2 separate regions of the Homo sapiens genome follow, and region 1 is linked to region 2. Evidence: read pairs that join two places in POLR2A ChIA-PET (ENCODE). Cell type or tissue: CD4-positive, alpha-beta T cell. All regions are shown on one strand. Region 1 overlaps IL1RL2 (interleukin 1 receptor like 2). Region 2 has its middle 55 kb from the start of IL1RL1.

Region 1 (2,500 bases), 53 kb after region 2:
ATGAAGAAATTAAGAAGGAAACTGAAAAATTTCTTGAAACAAATAATGGAAACACAACATACTAAAACATATGGGATACAGCAAAAGCAGTACTCAGAGAAAAGTTTATAGCTATAAGTGCCTACATCAAAAAAGAGGAAAAACTTCAAACAAACAATCTAATGATGTATCTTAAAGAACTAGAAAAGCAAGAGCAAACCAGGCCCAAAATTAGTAGAAGAAATAAATGAAATTGAAATGAAAAAAACACAGAAGATCAATGAAACAAAAAGTTGGTTCTTTAAAAAGGGAAACAAAATTGACAAACCTTTAGCCAGACTAAGCAAAAAAGAGAGGAGATACAAATAAATAAAACCAGAAATGAATAAGGAGACATTACAACTGATATTGCAGAAATCCAAAAGATTATTAATGGCTACTATGAGCAACTGTATGCCAATGAATAGGAAATCCCTCTAGAAGAAATGGGCAAATTCCTAGACAAATACAACCTACCAAGATTGAACCAGGAAGAAATCCAAAACCTAAACAGACCAATAACAAGTAACAATATAGAAATTTTAATAAAGTATCTTTATTAAAGAGAAAGAAGTCTCTTTATTAAAGAAAAGTCTAGGACTGGATGGCTTCACCACTGAATTCTAACAAACATTTAAAGAAGAACTAATACCAATCCTGCTCAAACTATTCAAAAAAATAGAGGATGAGAAGATACTACCAAATTCATTTTATGAGGCCAGTTATTACCCTGATACCAAAACCAGACAAAGACACATCAAAAAAAAAAAAGAGAGAGAAAACTATAGGCAAGTATCTCTGATGAATATTGATGCAAAAATCCTCAACAAAGTACTAGCAAACAGAATTCAACAATACATTAGAAAGATCATTCATCATGACCAAATGGGATTCATCCCTAGGATGCAAGGATGGTTTAACATTTGCAAATCAATCAATGTAATACATCATATCAACAGAATAAAGGCTAAAAACCATATGGTCATTGCAATTGATGCGGAAAAAGCATTTGATAAAATTCAGCAGGTCATGATAAAAACCCTCAAAAAACTGGAAGTAGAAAGAACATGTCTCAATGTAATAAAAGCCATATGTGACAGACCCACAGCTAGTATCATACTGAATGGGGAAAAACCGAAAGCCTTTCCTCTAAGTTCTGGAACACGAGGAGGATGCCCACTGTCAACACTGTTATTCAACATTGTACTGGAAGTCCTAGCTAGAGAAATCAGACAAGAGAAAGATATAAACGGCATCCAAATTAGAAAAGAAGAATTCAAATTATCATTGTTGGCAAATGATATGATCTTATATTTGGGAAAACCTAAAGACTCCACAAGAAAACTATTAGAACTAATAAATTCAGTGAAGTTGCTGGATACAAAATCAGCATACAAAAATCAGTAGCATTTCTATATGCCAGCAGTGAACAATGTGAAAAGATATTTTACAAGTAATCCCATTTACAATAGCCACACATAAAACCATATCATCATTTCAAAAATATTAAAATACATAGGAATTAAACGAAATTAAATACCTAGGAATTAACCAAAGAAGTGAAAGATCTCTATAATGAAAACTATAAAACACTGATGAAAGAAATTGAAGAGGACACCAAAAAATGAAAAAATATTCTATGCTCATGGATTATAAATATACACATATTATGTAATATATACACTTATTATGTGTTTAATATATCATATACCCATTATTATATATATAATACACCTATTATTATGTAATATATGCACATACTATATATAAATATATATACCTATTATGTACCCACAAAAATTGAAAATTAAAAAAATTAAATTAAATTAGTGGCTTGAGCTAATTTACTTTTAGGGTTTCTTCTTCCCCTAAGATTCTACTTTCAAACCTCCAGGCATATGTTCAAGAGAGCTGGCTGCTCTGGGCTGAGAACACAGGTCCATGAGCAGCAGGATATCCCAGGACCATATCCAGAACTCTGAGCTCTGCGGCACTTGAGGCAGGGGAGGCCTCAGCTGGAAGGCCCGCAGGAATATTCACGACAATGAAGGCTGAGGTGAATGACAGTCATGTTCATCACATCTACTATTGTCTAGATACTTGTGTTTCATCAGGTACCCCAGCAGCTAGTCTATGTGCATGATCTCATTTAATTTTCACAAATCAACCAAGAGTTTTGAGTGTTCTGTTGTTCAGAAGAGGAAACTAAGCTGCTCATGCCCTTCTGCCTCACTCTTCCCACCTTCTGATTCTAACAGTGGCAGGTCTGAGAGCCTACTAGCCTTCAGGGAAACCAAGACCTAGAATCACTCCTGCTCAAAGCCCAAAACCCAAAGCCAGAAGCCAGTTCACACAAAGCCAAGAGAATACAAGGCGACAGGCATACATGAGCATACTTACTAATGCTCACAGTGATGCCATTTAAAACCTCGTACTGCTTCCCTGAGTGTGTCAGTATGGCTTGACACGCGTAGTTCCCTCT
Region 2 (2,500 bases):
ATTGCTAATGGCCAGCAAGACCAGGGCAGACAGAGGCATACACTCGATCAGCTCCTGACCCAGTGCTCATTCCAGACACCAAGACGGGGACCCCAGACTCCTCTGTGATATCCTGAGTGTGCCCTCCAGAAGCAGCTTTGCTTGTATGGGTAGCAACTCACCTCCCTGAGACTCACCCCTCACTGCCACAGTCTCCCTGGGTCTTCCACCAAGGAGATTGAACCCTCAGCCATCCTAGCCAGCTTCTACTTACAACAGAGTCCCAAATCCTCAACACCTATAGCCCAAATCCTCATCATCTCTTGCCCCTGAGGTGACAGTACCCTTACCAGCCCCTAAGCGCGGAGGGGCAAAGGGTGAGACAGGCTAATGGTGAAGATCCCTTTTACATTTGCTCTCTGGCAACAGCACATTAACTGCAGTCCTCAATTATGTCCCCGTCATGCTTGGCTCAACATTGTCCCGTACAGTTAACAATTGGTGAGTAAAGAAATGTGAGAATGTGGAAACTGGACACTAAAGTTATAATAGGAAAATTATCATCTTGCTTCTAATGCCAGTAGAAGTACAGTAGTTATGCCAAGAGGTTACTTAACATTATATTATGATTGGTAAAGACTCTGTTTTCTGATTACCATGAAATATAGCTAGAAATAATTAACAATGTTACATGCAAACAAACTGAACCGCTAGGAAAAAAGAAAGGCAACAACATTGTTTAAAATGAAACTCAAAAATCAAAAATCAAAACTTAAGTATCTCAATATTAATAAAATACCCAGAAGAACGCTGCATAGCAAACTTCTGGAATACAGCCAAAGCTGTACTGGGAGGGCAATTGTTTAATTCTTAAAAAAAAAAAATAAAGTATTTGAATGAAGTTGCTAAGTACTTATCCTGAGAATTTAGAAAACAATCATGAGAGTCACAAATAAACTTGAAAAAAAAGAGGGAGAAGGACTTAAAGATAAAATTAATTGGTTAAGAGAAAATGTTTGCATTGATAAATTCAAGTGGAATAGAGGGTAGATGGTAAAATAGGCATCTCTGCCTAGTTAAGTCACAGGAGGGAGAAGTGAAAGTGAAAGTAAACAAAGTTAGAGATGAAACAAAGAACAATATACATTCAGAACATTAACTGCTTTTAGAAAGATTATATCTCCATATAGTAATTAATTAGAAAATTATATGTGCATTATTTCTAGATAAGAGTAAATTACCAAACTTTTATTTATTATTAAAGAAATAAAAAAGAATCAAATCAATAAATGTGTTAGAAATAACAAATATAATTTAAGAATAATCACCAAAGTAGTACCTGACTCAGATAATTGCCTTCACATCTGTAAAGAAGAAATAATTTCCAGCCTATATTAACACTGCCAGAGCTTATTAAAAGATGAAAAGGTTTGTAATTTGCTTTATAAAGCCAGCATAATTTCTTTTCTTTTCTTTTTTTTTTTTTTTTTTTTTTGAGACAGAGTTTCACTCTTGTCACCTAGGCTGGAGTGCAATGGTGCTTTCTTAGCTCACTGCAACCTTCACCTCCTGGGTTCAAGCGATTTTCCTGTCTCAGCCTCCCAAGTAGCTGGGATTACAGGTGCCTGCCACCATGCCTGGCTACTTTGTTGTTGTTGTTTCTTTGTTGTTTTTGTTTTGTTTTGTTTAGTAGAGATGGGGTTTCACCATGTTGGCCAGGCTGGTCTTGAACTCCTGACCTCAGGTGATCCACCCACCTCAGCCTCCCAAAGTGCTGGGATTACAGGTGTGAGTCACCACACCTGGCAAGCCAGCATAATTTCTACAGGACAGAGTTAGTAAATGTAAACATTCATTCGTAATTTCATTTGCAAATATAAATGAAAATTCCAAATAAAATTAGATAAATGAAGCACATTAACAAATATAAGTACACTGTATACTCAGGAATTCAAAGATGGCTTAATATCAGGAAATGTATCAATATGCTTCATCATACCAAAAAGTCAAAGAAGAAAAATCATATAATCATCTTAATATATGCCGAAGACTCCTATGACAAAATTCAATACAAATTTTCAAAACTTAAAGCTTTTAGTCAACTAAGCCTAGAAGATCATTTAATTTAAAACAATTTAAATGTAAAATAATTAAAATTTTTAAAGAAAATAAAAACAGCCAACATCATAGCTAAGAGTAAAACCATAGAGATATGTCCCCTCTCATTCCTATTAAGCAAAATTTTAGACAGTCTAAAAATTAGACAGAAAAAAGAAACAAACTCCACAAATAATGGAAAGAAAAAGACAAGTTTATTACTATTTCCGGTTATGATTGTCTATATAAACAAAATAAATCTGCCAATAAAATAAAATAAACAGCAGTTGACAAGTTAAAATAAAAGTAGAAAAACCAGGATTTCATCAGCCTGGAAGTAACTATGAGAAAAAAAAATGGAAAAAAACATTCCCAATAGCAACAACAAAACAATTTCTGAGAAGAAATTTTAAAGAAACTTAAG

What was found. Peaks named below come from ENCODE experiments on the same cell type or tissue, not always from the same donor. Only the 100,000 strongest peaks of a DNase experiment are listed, where the experiment ranks them.
Region 1: POLR2A ChIA-PET joins it to region 2 with 6 read pairs; 4 of 35 experiments call an interaction of 5 or more read pairs at or near these places.

What each region holds. Positions count from the first base shown.
Region 1 is chr2:102,201,634-102,204,133 of GRCh38, reverse strand. IL1RL2 (interleukin 1 receptor like 2) reads right to left here. Exons shown (of 12, transcript NM_003854.4): 5 at 2,419-2,500. Among named protein-coding and RNA genes, the nearest start is that of IL1RL2, 16 kb to the right of the region's middle. In CD4-positive, alpha-beta T cell, no CTCF peak of the experiment used is centred here; no DNase peak of the experiment used is centred here.
Region 2 is chr2:102,255,015-102,257,514 of GRCh38, reverse strand. No RefSeq gene overlaps it. Among named protein-coding and RNA genes, the nearest start is that of IL1RL1, 55 kb to the left of the region's middle. In CD4-positive, alpha-beta T cell, no CTCF peak of the experiment used is centred here; a DNase peak (open chromatin) is centred at 1,054; H3K4me3 peaks cover 331 bases.